Linked DNA regions of Homo sapiens: region 2 is linked to region 1. Evidence: chromatin loops called from intact Hi-C (ENCODE). Cell type or tissue: ascending aorta. All regions are shown on one strand.

Region 1 (8,000 bases):
TTCTCGCAGGGATGATTCCAGTGTTGTGGCTTCTCGGCAACCCAGCTTCAGTCTCGGGCACCCCTCTTCTCCCAAGCCTGTTTCTCAGCCTGCCACTGAGTAGACTCTCTTTTCAGTGCTCCTCAGAAGAGTTACTCCAGTTCCCAGGAGCACCCCGATTCATCTCCTCAACTGGGACTTTCTATCTCTAGCTCGACCCCAAACTGTATATTGATTTAATTAATATTTATTGAAAACTTACTAAAGGCCATATATATCCTTCTAAAGCACTGAAAAACATATTCCTTATACATGGGTATGTATGTACATAAATACCTATAACATAGAGGCTAACAGCATGGTTTTAAAATTAGATCTCGTCATTTAGTAACAGTGAACTTTACTTTGGCAGGTTACTCTAACTTTCTGAGTCCCAGTTTCCTTTTCTGTAATGTGGACATCATTTTTCCTACCTCAAAGGATCAGTGTGAGAAGAAAGTGAAATACTAATTTGTGTGTGGCACTTAGCACTGTGCCTAAAACATAATAAATACTTAATAGCACTTCTGTGTAATCAGCACAGGACAGACCATTCCCGAAGATTCCCGCTCCCACCAAATCATAGGCTCTTAGAAGGCTAAAACCACAGCTGTCTTGTTCACCCTTATATCCCCAGTACCTGGCATAATGCCTGGCACATGGAAAGTGCTTAATAAACGTTTCTGCAATGAGCTAATAAGTGAATAAGTAATACTGCAGTTAATGACAAAAATATTTATCTGGTGCAACTTTCCAAGGAGCTTAAAGATCTCTCAATATTATTTAATTTGGTTTTAAAGTTCACCTTGGGGCCAGGCATAATGGCTCATGCCTCTAATCCCAGCACTTTGGGAGGCAGAGGTGGGAGGATCGCTTGAGTCCAGGAGTTCAAGATCAGACTGGGCCACAAAGCAAGTCTCCGTCTCTACCAAAGAAATATGAAAAATTATCCAGACATGGCAGTTGTACCTGCAGTCCTAGCTAGCCAGGAGGCTGAGGTGGGGGGAAATCGCTTGAGCCCAGGAGTTCAAGGATGCAGTGAGCTATGATCACATGACTGCTCCAGCCTGGGCAACAGAGCAGGACTCTAACTCTAAAAAAAAAAAAAAAAAAAAAAAAAAAACCCCACAAAAAAACAAAGTTCACCTAGGATGGCAAGTAAAAGGTTTGACCATTTACTTAGGCCTTTGACCAAGGTGTAAAGGACTAAACTTGACTTGCCTAAAACCATGCAATAAATCTGGTTATAGGTTGGCATGGCTACAGGGTTGGCATTTGGATTCTTGTACTCATAGCTCCCTACTCCTACATATCTAGTGTATTGAGACCATCTTCCTAGCCTGACTGACTTGCCCATAGAGAAAAGCCCCTCTGAACTCCAAAATCTGAGGACTTTCTAATTCTTTGTGACCATGACTCACTTTGTAAGGAACCAATAAGTTGTCCCAGGCCTTGGTGCTGAGCAAATGGTGGAGCAGAAGCCAGCTGCCTGCTGTCCATTAGTCCAAAAGTGGGATCTGACATCTCTGCAGAGTCCGTCCAGCACCCTAGGGTTGATTTCCCTGGGGGTGTTGTTAGCCACTCAGGATGACCAGCAGCCATTCCTGGAGAATGAGAACAAATCTCAGAATCATGTGATCTGTCTCTAGTCCCAGCTCCACTAGCTGTGTGACCTTGGACAAGTTACTTAACTTCTTTTCACTTTCATTTTCTCATCTGAAAAGAAGGGGAAGTAACACCTTGTAAGGACTGAATAATATGATGTCTGACAAAAGGCACCGTGCCCAGCACAATTCCCAGAGACTGTTTGTGGAGTTTGGATCTGAATGCAGGGCTGGCGTTAATCATCCTTTGTGGGGAGCAGCCCAGGAAAATCTTCTGGTCCCCTGTTTCCCTCTCATAGTCCAGTCCAATTCCCATTGGCACTTTGGGGAAGGCAGTGATTTTCAAGATTTATCTCAGAGCAGAACTCTTTTGTCAAGCAAACTTAACATGGAATGGAACGGAACGGAAGTATATAAAACTGATAAAGCTGAGCTCACTTGTCAAAGCAGGGCTGGGGACAACCTAGATCTCTCTTTGTGATTTGCCCCTCCTCATTTTGCAGTGGCCTCCAATATAACTCCATGAGCCCCCAGGCTTCCCAGAACTTGGATGGAACACAACTCAACTAAAGTAGTATTCTAGATGGTCTCTGTCAAATTAGTAACAATATCAACACATTATTATAACATAAATGCTAGCTATAATTTATTATTATTATTATTACTACAGCTAACATTTACTACAGTGGTTCTCAAGCTTTAGCTTACATCAGAATCACCTGGAAACCTGATTAAAACACAGATTAATGGACCTCACCCCCAGAGTTTCTGATTCAAAAGCTAGCGTGGAGCCGAGAATCTGCATTTCTAACACATAACTAACTAGTGATGGTGATGCTGGAGTGTGGGAAGACACTCTGAGAACTGATGATTTACTGTGAGCTAAGTGCTAAGCATTCTACGTGGAGACTGCTTTTAATGCTCATAACCACACGATGAGATAGGTATTGAACTATTTACATCCTTTTACAGATGAGGAAACTAAAAGTCTAAGTAACTTGCTCCAGGTCTTAGTTACTAAGTGGCAGATTCCAACCCAGGTCTGACTCCAAAGTCCTCACTCCTAACCATGATGTTAAAATGTTAAAATGGAAGCCTATTATAAGGAATAGGTCCACTTATTTGCATTCATTAACCAGCATAAATAAGTTCATGTAATGAACTGGCTCTGAGAGAAAGGGTTCTAAGGTAGTTGAGGTTTGATGAAGAATAGAACAACCAAACAAATCAGGAAGGTTTGAGTAACAGGCCATTGCTTATCATAGTCTGCAAGGTATCTCAAGAATTTGACCAAGAGAGACAGTGCTTGTGACAAAAGATAGAAAAGCTGGTCAAAAAGACAAATTTCACTTTATTCATTATTCATGTAGTCACTAGTTTATAAAATGCTTATTGAATATGTACTATAAGGTGGGGGCTGTTTGGTGCTGAAGATATGAGGGAGAGTAAAAGTAGACAGGGTTCATGACCCTCAAAGCTTACAGACCCCTCAAAGCAACAATATTAAGCTTAGTAACAATTTTGCCCAAGTCGTGAAATCTTGACATTCAGCTTTGGCCACATGGTTCTGTCAGGTCCCAGCTCTTTTGGTTCTGACTCTTCTGGATCTTATTATCTTGTATTTTTCACTCTATCTGTTGACCTAATGTATTTCCATTCTGATGTGTGCAGTTCAGCACAATCCTGACATCATGAACTTAAAAGCCTGCCTTGTTAATAGATTTTATTTTTTGAATGTTGACTATGGACAGGATTTGGCTTGCGTGTGATAATTGGTAACCATATGACTAATAGGAGGAGGTTTTATAATTGGTCTGCTCTTGTATTCTTACTCATCACTGCTAATTACCCAGTGTGTCTGATATGCCAGATGGATATTTAATAAATGGTCTAATGATTGGATCTGAAATAACATATTCAGGTTCAAGAGAACCATGGTCCTGGGAGGGAGGTCACACAGTTCTCCATTCTGCCATCCAGCACCGTTGCTTTTAGATGAAGTTTGATGAGGCTGAATTAGATCCTGACAATTGTATGGCATTTTTGTTTAATTCCAAGGAAATTTTCTTTCATGGGCTTACCATGATTTCTATGGAAACTCATTTTGGGGAAAATCCTCAGTCTGACTTGTTCCAAGTTGGATTTACTTACTCTGGCAAAGTTATGACCTATTAAAAAGTGCTAATGGAGACAACTGAGAAGCTAAGTTTCAGGGAACCGTGTTGTCTTAGTCTGCTTTGTGTTACTGTAAGAGAATACTTGAGACTGGATGATTTACACAGAGAGCTGGCATCTGCTCAGCTGCTGGTGAGGGCTTTCATGCTGCGTCACAACATGGCGGAAGGTCAAAGGGGAAGCGGAAATGCGCCAAGGGGCAAAATCCAAGGGGTGTCCTGGCTTGATACCAATGCACTCTTGTAGGAACGAATCCCTTTCCTGATCCAGCCTTCCCAGAATGAGATTTCACTGTCTACTGCAGTTACAGCACCAAGGTATTTGTAAGGCATCTGCCCCCATGACCCAAACACCTCCTGCTAGGCCTCACCTCCCAACACTACCCCACTGGGAATCAAATGTCAACATCACTTTTGGTGAGGACAAACTATATCCAAACCATAGCACATGTGAAGGAAAAAGGAAAGAAAAAGGGAGGGAAGAATAGAAAGACTGTAGTAAGAAATCCATGATCGGTGCGAAACATGGAGTTTTCACAACGAGCTAAAGAAACACTATAGGCTGTCTCCTAGAGACACACATTTCTGCCATCTAATCTGCAGATTTGTTTACATTAAAAAACAAGACTAAATTTAAGCTTCAAAGTAAAAGCTCAACATTTAGGGAGACATACGGGCTGTTTGCTTTGAATGAGGGGCAGGAGCCAGCCTTCTCCGAATTGGCCCAGAGAAAATTTTTGAAACACAGAAATGTAATAATAGCTGGCACATGGGATGTGTGGAATGAAATCAGCACTTTCAAAAAGAAAAGAATGAAGAGAATAATAATAATAAGCCAATGCATTCAGTTCTTTTGGTTAATGTCAAATTTTACTCACCAATCTTAACAGATCTACTAGTGATTACTCTTATTTGGGTATTTCCACTGGAAAATTATCCAGTTTGTGAAAAGTCTCAGTCATTTGTTATGAAGAACACAGCTTTCATTTTGTCCCAAAATTAGATGGGACTGAATTACCCCCACCAAGATGATTCAAGCTGCCTACTCGTGCCCAGCTCTGCCCTTGCTTTTGGCAGGGTACAGCATGGCATTTAGCCTTGGCGTTATCCCTGATTGCCTGGCCAGGCCTACATCAGAGTTAGTGGGGGAGGAGGAGGAGAAGAAGGAGGAGTTGGTATAGCTGACTGTTGAAGAGCTTAGGATTTGGAGCCAGAAAGACCTGGGTTCAAAGTTCAAATTTGCCTCTTACTATGTGAGCTTCGAGTTCTAAATAAATCTTAATGATAACATGAGCTTATTACAAAGATTTGATGAGATAATATACACTAAGGGCTTAGTTCAGTGCGTGGCACATGACATGTAATGGTACCTGTTGTTGCTGGGAGTCTTGATCTTAGTATGGGTGGTTTAAAAGAAGAAAGTAAGTGGGTCAGTCTTAGTTTCTAAATCCATTGTACAGTGCCATCCAATAGAACATTCTCGAATAATAGAAATTTCTATATCTGTGCTACCCAATACAGTTTAGTGTCTTGCTGCATATAGCTATTGAGCTCTTCAGATTTGGCTAGAGGAAGTGACTTTTCACATTTAACTGATTTAAATTTCAATAGCCATGTGTGATCTGTGACTACCATGTTAGGCAGCACAGCTTTATGAGATTAATATTGTAGAATCATGTGACAAAAAGCAGCATTGTGAGAGAACAGTTACGTGAAAATATAAGGAAGCATAGAGCTCATGGGGTTGAGCCAGTCAGAATCGCATTTTTAATTAGTCATGGACACTACTCTTATTATGTCCTTTATTGTACAAACAAAAAAATAGAAAACATTTCCAAACCTTAAATGTCAAACAGTCCAGTGTCAAGATGTATTAGTTTGTTCTCACACTGCTATAAAGAGACACCTGAGCTTGGGTAATTTATAAAGAAAAAAGGTTTAACTGGCTCATGGTTCTATAAGCTGTATAGGAAGCATAGCTGCTTCTGCTTCTGGGGAGGCCTCAGGAAACTTACAATCATAGTGGAAGGTGAAGGGGAAGCAGGCACGTCTTACATATTGGAGCAGGAGCAAGAGAGAGAGAGGGGATGTGCTACCCACTTCTAAACAACCAGATCCCATGAGAACTGACCGTCAGGAGGACAGTACCAAGGGGAGGACGGTGTTAAATCACGAAAAACCACCCCCATGACCCGATCACCTCCCATCAGGCCCCTCCTCCAACATTGGGGATTGCAATTCAGCAGGAGATTTGGGTGGGGACACAGATCCAAACCATAACACAAGAGCTATTTGACAAATTGTAATCCCACCAAAATGAAAGAGATTCAACTTTGATTTAGAATCTACAATAGCAAAATTTTCACCATTTAGTAAACAGCCATGGTGAACACATGATGCAGTATCAAGTCTAACCACTGAGCCCTGTCAAACACAGGAGAGCTTCCTAAGTGTCCTCCTTAAAGTACATGTTGCACCTGTACAGGTGAGAGCCATTTTTTGGACAAGATAATAGAGGAATCCATGTTAATGTAACTCACTGCTGAGTTGGCAATGAGCTCGCTCATTGGCAGCCAAATGAAAAAGCCCATATGGGAAGAAATTAATAAAGCTGGCATGTTTTCTGTTCCTATCAGCGTAACCCAAGATACAGGGATAAATAGTGTTTGTTCAGTAATGACTCAAATGTGTCACAGGCATTTTGAAAGAATGTCTATGGTAAAGTTTAAATATTAGGACAATTATAGTCCAATGTGTCCCACGTCCAAGATGCATAAAATAGTGTTTCAAAAAGGACTGGGTTTACATAGTACTTCATATTTTACATAAAGACTCTGCATAGTTGAAATAAAAGTGGCCTGACACTGGGATTCAAGAGCCCTGGTTTTGAGACCTGTTTTGCTGGTTACCAGTTGGTAGTTCTCAACAAGCTATTAACGCTCTCTGTGCCTGTTTCCACACATTTGAAAATGGGGTTGATACTATCTCATAAGATTCTTATAAAGGTTAAATGGAAAACTAAAAAGCACTTTGCAAATGAGAAGCATTATCATCACCATCATCATTATCTTCATCATCATGATGTTATTTTTACTTTCTCAACAATCTCCTGAGGGAGCTAGATAGAGCAAGTAGACCATTCACAAATGAGGAGACTGAAGGTGAGAGGATTTAAGTAACTTCCCAAGGTCACACAACTAGGAAGACTAGCATTCTCATCACAGCTATGAAAAACTGGGTGAAGTTTAGCTGAGGAACATAAAGGTTTTCTATTTCTTTTGGATCTCATCCTTTAGATTACAGAATTATAAAAATGAAAAAGTCAGAACTGTGTTTAGATACAAGCAAGAGAGACCCCCACCAAAGGTCTTGTGTGTTAGTTACAACAAGGGCCAACCAACTGGACCAAATCTGGCCTGCTTTGGTTAATAAAGTTCTATTAAAACGCCGTCACCCTCATTCATTTACAAGCTGTCTTTGGCTGCTTTTGCACTACAACAGCAGAACTGAATGGTTGCAATAGAAACCCTATGGACCACAATGCTAAAAACATGTACAATCTGGCCCTTTACAGAAAAAGTTTGCCAACTCCTGCTTTAGAAGGCCCCAGTATCGCAAACCACACAAAAATAAATGTGTTAAAGAACACATGGCTGTTCTATTTGGTGATTGGCACTAGAAGAGTGTGACTCATGTCCTTGAATAGCCACTGTTGTGACCAGTACTCCTCAGGCCTCAGGCCCCAGATCACATCTGCCTTGTGTCCTTGAGACCAAAGAGACTACCTCTGGGTGCCAGGAAGGTTTGGGACTTCTGCCATTGTTCACTTGGGCCAGCAAGGCCTTGGGTCTGGAGAATTTGAGCGGCATAAGTACTCAGAAAACAGAAATGACAAATCAAGTAATTTGTCAAACCCTTCCCCCAAACAGCATAAACTACAGTAGATTCTTGCATAACAAAGTATCAGTTCCCAGTGGAGGCAGGCATCCTTGCCCTCTTTGAGTTTCAATTCCTGGTTTTGGATCTGGGGGTGCTCACAGATTGGCAAAGTACACAGATGTGCGTGGCAACTGGGGACCATTTTGCAATATTAAGTAACTCATGTTACTTGAAAAATTTTTTTATGGAGGTCATTGTATAACATGCATGAATTGTGATGCTTTTTTCTTTATTGGCAACTAGATGGACGTTGAACAGTAGAATT
Region 2 (8,000 bases), 290 kb after region 1:
TTTATCAATGTGCAATTTTTTTTTTTTTGCTTCTGGCACTATGATTAGCACAAGATGGGGGCAGCTGCATCAGCTCAGGCCCACAAATAACCACAATGAGTAGCTCTTGCCAACTCGCAAAGGACATAAGATATGAGGAAGAAATCAACCTTGATTGTTTGATAGCCAGGCATGGTGGTGCACGCCTACTGTCCTAATGACTCAGGAGGCCGAGGCAGGAGGATCACTTGAGCCCAGGAGTTCAGAGTTCGAGGCTACAGTGAGCTATGATCACACCACTGTACTCCAGCCTGGGTGACAAGTGAGACCCCTGTTTCTTAAAAAATAAACAAAACAAAAAACCTTCGTTGTCTGAGCCCACTACATTAAAGGATCCCTCTTAGCACAGAAAAGTCACTACAACCTTTTTCAGATACTATAACTATTTATGGAATTAAGATTTAAGATAAAATATAACACCATTCCCTGTCTACCTCAGACTCAGCAGTAATCTATATAGGGAGATACTGCTTTACTAGGAAGAAAAATAGGCAGGACATGCACCTTCTTTATTTGTCCTTGGGTTACATCATTCACCTTCTCCCAACTTGTGTTGGGTCCTGCCACCTCACTCCACCCCTCACTTGGCTCCACAGAACCACATCCATCATTTCTGTTAGAATTACTGGGTTGGTATCCCTAAAAGCCAAGCCGACCAGTGATGAAAAAGAACACGGTGGAGCTGCATGTACTGACATAGAAAGAGCCTTAAGACATCCTGTCACTTGAAAAATGTAAGTTGCAGAAAGAAATATAGAGTATAATAACATTTATATGGCTTGCCCACATCCCCTGCCCTCCAAATACACAAAGCACTCCACGTTCTCTATAGGCATACGCCCGTGAATGTAAATGCAAAGAAAACCACCTGTGAGAAGACACACGGTGTGAGAATGAAAATTACTTCTGGAAAGGGAGAGGACACCAGGAGTAGGGTAGGACTTTTATTCGTAATGTTTTTTTTTTTATAAGAAGGCTATACACTTGCATGATTGAAATATTTTAGGGCCTTTTCCTCATTAGGGCATCTCAGGACATCTTGAGGCAGGCCAGCACAACATTCTCAGCGACTGCCTTGTTTTGAGGAACTATGACTTTCAACTCAAAGGGCCCACCTGCCCTAGAGAGAAAATGCTTGGTCTTCATTAAACTAAACGATGGTTCATTAAGACCAAACAAACTCAGATGAGATGTTAAGACTTTCTGTGCACCTGTAAATCAATAAAAAGCTCTTCCTGTTTTGTGAAAGTATCACAATAAATCTGATGGGATTGTGGGTGGGAACAGTTTTTTTTGTTGTTGTTGTTATTTTTGTTTGTTTGTTTGTTTTGAGACAGAGTTTCACTCTTGTCACCCAGGCTGGAGTGCGATGGCGTGATCTTGGCTCACTGCAACCTCCGCCTCATAGGTTCAAGTGATTCTCCTGCCTCAGCCTCCTGAGTAGCTGGGATTACAGGCACCTGCCACCACACCCGGCTAATTTTTGTATTTTTAGTAGAGACGGGGTTTCACCACGTTGGCCAGGCTGGTCTTGAACTCCTGACCTCAGGTGATCCACCTGCCTCGACCTCCCAAAGTGCTAGGATTACAGGAGTGAGCCACCGCACCCGGCCTATATTTTGTTTTAAATTTAGTAGAAGGCCATCAACTTAGGGTATTACCATTAAGCCTAGTTAGAAATAAGGAATATAAAGTGAAAAATAATCAGTCCCCACAAAAATAGTACAGAGCAAAAGTCAACAATACTGGCTTTCAAGTGGATTTTTAAAATCCCAGAGCCACAAGAAATACCATATTGAAGAAATGCTCAATGGTTGCCAAACGTTTCATTTCCTTTGTCTTGTATTTCCTCTTTTTTTCATAAAACACATACCTCTGAACACTTCAAAACATTAGCAGCTCAACTGCCTTCTGGAACATTCTGACACCGAGTGATGTTTTAATTTTGATTTCTCAGCAGCAAATGGATGATGTCAAAGGGGCCTCACATTTTCCTAACCAGTATCAGCTCCCCAACCCAAATGGTTATTATTACCAAGGAAACTAGTTCAGATTCTTTTTCCCTTTCTGTTAAAAACACATCCTATCACCCAAGTTTAACCAGAAAATGCCATCTCTGGTAAAGTCACAACCTGCCATACACAACATGGGCTTCTCAGACATTCTGCCCACCACCATCCTGGACAATAGGAATAGATAACTGATATTCATTTATTGAATGAACTAAGTTAAAGCCATCATTCCCTGCCTACCTCATGTAGGTACCTGCCTACCTCAGAGGTGATATAACCCAGATTGCAAATGTCAATTAGAGTGGGCTCCACCAACCCCCAACATAACTGGCACACATATACCCATGAATGGGGACCACATCTGAATTCTCCTTTAGGAAATGACTTCTCTTGAATATGATTCATTTTGGTGAATTTAATCCACAGGCTCCACAGTTTTACAAGTAAAGAAGATAATTATACTCTAGTTGTTGACATGAACTGCTTGGATGTTCAGGGTTGTGGTGATGACGTGAACAACAGACTTCTTCACTCTGCAAGTTACCCAACAGCAAGCTGGGTGGATGAAGCCATGCCAACAGCATCTGGCAGGAGCCAGCACCAAGCACACCTTACACAGCTTCGACAGAGCTGCACGGAGAACACATATGCTTGGTCAGCTCAAATGGTGTCCTACTTTTCCTGCTGCATGATCCACAACAATCTGTGTTCTGTTGTTGTCTGTTTGTTTTTCTTGCTTGGTTTACAATTTCTTAAGGAACTTAACCTGGAAAACAAGCCCGGTCATGTGGGCCTCTGCCATGCCAGAACACTATAGGCAGCCGACTCTGGAGACAATTTAGCAGATGGATGAAGCTACAATTATTATTGGAAGCTTTTTAACTCCATTGACACTCACTGACTTTAAGTATCTGAAAGCACTTAATCCCTCAGAATTTGAAAGCAGATGGAAGTCAGTCCCTCCCGGAATCACCTCTCTCTCTCCCGGCTTCCTTCCCCTCCCTACTCCCTCTTCCCTCCCTCTAGCTCCCTCTGTCTCTCATACAAAGTACCTTATAGTGTGAGCTCCAGACACACAGACACTGCCATCCTGCCTACAAAGAAAGGAATGCAGACACAGCCAACGTCAGCATTCGGGGTGGGACCACAGTGGAACGCATACATCCTTTCACAGCTGCCAAGGCCTTCTGGGAAGTCCAATGCCTGCCCCCACATCTCTCAGAGCCAAACATCTTCTTCTGGTCAGGAAACCCTGTTCAGAGTGCACAGAGAGCCAGCTCCTCCCTTCTCTGCTGAAATCCTGGGCTCCTGAGGTCAAACAGAATGTTGTCCAAGCCACCTATTTTAGAGATGGGAAAACAGAGGCCCTGGGCAGGGCCCTGGACTTGTCCGGATCAATCAAAACTAGCATCCAAGTCTCCTGGCTGCGAGACAGTTGCTTCTTTTGTCTACTTCTGGCCAGAGTAGCCTCCTCAGTAGCCAAACATTTCCTCCATCCCCCCAGCGGGGATGTCACCTGTCAGAATGGGAAAAGGGTAGGGTTCCCACCTTACTCTGTTTCTCCCCTAAGCCCATCTCTCCCTGCTGGGAAGGCCCATGGTATTCTATCCCCGCCTCTCTCAGAGGGCGTGCAACTTTGTGTCCTAAGTTGATTATTTTCCTTTCACATTGGTTGGTAGTGGCAGTGAAGGACACAGACTCTAAAGCCAGGCTATCTGGTTCCAATCACCAGCTATGTGACTTGGACAAATAATGCTCTCTTCTGTGCTTCTGTTTTCTTCTCTGTAAGTACAGATAATAACTGCACCTACTCCATGTAGGGATCTCTGTGAGCATGCAGTGAGTTAATACACGTACATACGGTATTTAGAACAGCACTGGTCACATAGTAAGCACCGGCCGTGACCTACAAGAGGGCAGCCTAGGCCAGCATTTCCATCTGTCATCTTCAAGGCCAGCACTGATGACAAGGGAGGGCGACCATCTGGTGAGTCACCGTATCTCCAGCACATAGAGGGTGCTCGATAGGAACCGTCGAATGAATGAATCTGGCCGGGTGCACTGCGTATAGCAGGTGCTTCATCATGTCCACTGATACGTGGATTTCCATAATTCACAGGCTCACTTAGGGAATGTCACTTACCAAGTTTATTGGTGAATAAATTCAACTTTCCATCACCAATAGTTTCTGTTGCTCTAAGGCATTTATCTTCGCTGCTGTCTTTAAAAGGTTAACCAGAGCCCAGCTGTCAATGTCAAAAGCATTGCCTGTGCGACCACTTGGTACTTAATCACCTACTGCTTGACATTTTCTTGGTTTTATCCAGGCTTTGAAAAACAAAGTTCCCAAAACACTGCACTTGATATTCATCTCTGAGGGGCCAGTGAATAAAAATATCTTAATGAAGAAAGCCAGCAGAAAACAACAGAGCCTTGAAGTGGAAACCGGTTTCCTGGAACTCCACTCTGCGAGAGGGCTGAAGTGTTTATGCAGAGGAAAGTGCCACAGAAGTGGCCGATCTGGAAGCTGGAGGACATCTGGATATGGCATTTAGGACTGACACAGAAAGTGTCTGGGGCTTATCAAGTGAAAAGCACTCCACAAGAACAAAATATATTAGTCACCACCAAAGTGGGAGTTGAAACCGGGCCCACAGCAAATAAACACTCTGCTGATCGCTGGCCAAAATGCTTAGCTGAAGACGTTTATTAACCCCATTGAACATGTATACAGAGTCAGCAAGCATCTAGGACACAAACCTGTCACAGAGCTAAGTGGGAGAGTACCCAGGGATTTATGTGTGGTGACCCTGAGTGGCATTAAGAGGTTGAGAAGATGATAGAGCCATAACCCCTAAAGCATCTGCCCCAGACACTGCACCCCTTGGGCCAGGACTGCTCTCTTCCCTCACTAAGTGAGGTCCCATGTTAAGCAGAAGGCCTGCCCAACCAGCCGAGATACACCTGGCCTGCAACACATCTGGCACTGCAACCTCATGACCGCTTCACAGCAAGGAAGGAGAAACAGGGTCAGTGCAGATGCCTGGAAGCAGCCAGCATGCAGTGCTAAGGATGTGGGTCCCACACAGTGGAGGCTTTTCCTGTGACCTGAAAACACCCAATAAAGAATTTTGTTTTTACCAAACCCTGGGTCTCTCAAGTGCACACAAATGATGAATTCAGATTTTCAAAGGTGAACAGAGCTGGGAAGGCACCCTCTTTGGGATTTCTGGGCAACAGCTAGGCGGAGCAGAACAGACTAGCGTGAAAAACTGACAGCCCTTCCCATAGCCAGGGGGCCCTGACATTTGGTGCCTACAGATTCTGACCCCCTGACCTGTACATGCCCAACCTCCCTCCACTCTTCGGGGTCTTTTGTTCCTGTTTCTAAAGAGCCAGGAAGGACTGGACTCCACCCTAGTCCATCCACTGAAGCTCCTGATGAAGGATGCCGGGTGCCTAGGAGGCCCATATGCATTTACACTCATCTGTCCCAGAAAACTACAGAGCATGTGCCGTGGGCTGGGCAGGCCTGGTTCCAAATCCTGCCTCTGCCTTCTTTCACTTTGTTTTGAGCCTCAGTTCCCTCATCTGGAGATTGAAAACTAGACACTCCAGAATTGTTTCACACACTAAGACAAGGTTTATATAGCTTAAGAAGTAGAGATTGTTCATTATCTGAATAAATAGAAGTGACTAATGATCTTTTTCTTGTATATTATGAATGACAGGAAAAAGTCAGGAGGGGAAATTCCTCCAAAGCTTCCCTCCGCACTTCAGAATAAAATCCCAAATCCTTACCCAGCCCAGGAGGCCCTACTTGGCCTGAGTGTGTCTCATTATTTAGCTCTGTACCCTCCTGGGCTTGGGCCTTACCACACCAGCCACTCAACACACCCACATCCTTCCCATTCACCTCTGGGTCTTTGAACCCACTGTTCTCTGCATCCAGCATGATTTCACTCTTTTTTTCATCCCAAGTCCTAGTTGAAAAGGCTCATTCCTTGAGAGGCGTCCCCAGACTCTCCTAATTCTAGTTCTGCTCTGATCTCCTGTCTCATGACATGCTGTTGTTTTCACTTAAAGCACTTTCCACAAGTTACAATTATGTATTTACCTGTGTGCTTACTGCCCTAACCTCCTACTTATGGACTGATGTTTATGTCCCTCCAAAGTTCACATGGTGAGGGAGAACCCCCGATTTGATGGTGTTTACAGATAGGGCTGTTGGGAGGTGAATAGGTTTAAATGAGGTCGTGGGGGTGGAGCCCCAATGATGGGATTAGTGCCCTTATAGCAAGAGACATGAGAAACCTCTTTCACAAATCAGGAAGAGGGTCCTCACCAAACTCCCATGCTGGCAACCAGGTCTCACACTTCCAGCCTGCAGAACTGTGAGAGATAAATGTTTGTTGCTTAAGTCCCCCAGTCTGTGATAGTTTTAGCAACCCAAGCTGACTAAGACATCCTCTCCACCCGGCAGCCTCCAAATTCCATATGGCCAGAGGCAGGGTCTGTTTCATTCATTGCTGTAATCCAAGTACTTAGTAGACTCCTGGCACCAGCAAGACTTTCTGATAATATTTGTTGAATTAACATGTTGCAGAATTGAAGCCCCAAAGTGCCAGAAGGAACCAAGAGCTATAAATAGCTTTCTAACAGCCTTCCACACCAGGGTAGGGGGCCAGCAGAGCACTTCACACACACAGAAAGCCAGAAAAGCAATTACTACCTCATTATCAGGAATGCTAAAGAAGCCACACCTCACTCAACTGAGAATTTGCCTTTCTGGGCCCCCAAATTCCACTGACCCAGACCTCAGGGAAGATTGCCAGAACTCAAGAAGAGGCCAAAGCCACTGGGGTAAAGGAGAGGGAGGATGAGTAAGGAATGTCAGAAAAGGTGGTGTACTTAGAACAGACCACTGCACCTTTGATGTAATATTATTTTCAATACTGTTGCTGTCCACCTGAGTCTCAACCTGGGATCTCCTAGGCCTGGTTTCTGTCTTCCAAACACCCCCCACATCTGTCTGGGTGAAGGCATGTTTTATTACACACAGGCTAACAATCTCAGTGCATCGAGATGACATTTATCTCAAAACTAACATTGCAACCCACTCTAATAATGTTAGTCAATATCGGTATCAGATTTTTTTTTCCAGTTGATATTAACCAGCCTAAGCAATGGATGAGGTTTAATGTTATCTGGAAGTGGGAGGAGGCGACAGGAGGAGTGAGCTGCCACTTTCACTTCCTAAGTAAGCTGCTCTTTGGAAGCAGGGGCTCTGTTTCCAGAAATATGGCCCTACACAGAGCATAAGCACATCTGACTGTTAATGGCAGGAGATGGGCATCAGGAGGTAGGTAGAATAAGCAGGGGTGGGGGTACTCACTGAGCAGCTGGGGCAGTGGTTAAGAACAGGGACTCTGCTTCAAGTCCTGGGATAGACTTTGGGCTAGTTATTTAATCTTGTTGAGCCTCAGTTGTCTCCTCTATAAAACAAGGGAAATGATAACCACTGCACAGGGGCGCTGGGAAGATAAAATGAGCTAAAAACAAACAACAAAAACCCTAAACTCTTAGACCAGTGTGGGACACAGGAAGTCTATGTAAATGCTATTCTTATTTAGGGTCTACCAGATCAGGCCTGTCATCATTTCATTTAATCAAATCAAGCCTCAAAGCAATCTTTCCAGATAGGTAGAGTTAGCCCATTTTACAGATTCAAAAGCCAAGGCTCAAGAAGATTAAAAACCTTATCTGAAGTCACACAACTAGGAGAAGGAAAGACCAGCCCTGGAACCAAAGTAATCATCATAATCTTTATCATCATAATCATGACTTACTAGAAGCTGGGTGATGTGCTAAGCACTTTACATAGATTAGCTCATCAAATACTGAAAACTGCCCAGCAAGGAAAGCATTATTGTAACTAGTTTACAAAGG

The links. Hi-C counts contacts between places; a loop is a spot of excess contacts. Peaks named below come from ENCODE experiments on the same cell type or tissue, not always from the same donor. Only the 100,000 strongest peaks of a DNase experiment are listed, where the experiment ranks them.
Region 2: it touches region 1 in a loop (3-fold over the local background); 3 of 110 quality-filtered maps call a loop at or near these places.

What each region holds. Positions count from the first base shown.
Region 1 is chr7:30,177,498-30,185,497 of GRCh38, forward strand. LOC105375217 (a long non-coding RNA gene) reads right to left here and starts at 7,641. Exons shown (of 2, transcript XR_927147.4): 1 at 1,440-7,641. RefSeq lists an enhancer at 1,677-1,726. In ascending aorta, no CTCF peak of the experiment used is centred here; DNase peaks (open chromatin) are centred at 4,894 and 7,554; H3K27ac peaks cover 8,000 bases.
Region 2 is chr7:30,466,350-30,474,349 of GRCh38, forward strand. The region is part of intron 1 of NOD1 (nucleotide binding oligomerization domain containing 1); the gene reads right to left. Among named protein-coding and RNA genes, the nearest start is that of NOD1, 8.4 kb to the right of the region's middle. In ascending aorta, a CTCF peak has its summit at 3,109; DNase peaks (open chromatin) are centred at 3,212, 4,032, 4,682, 5,012 and 1 weaker place; H3K4me3 peaks cover 2,272 bases; H3K27ac peaks cover 6,526 bases.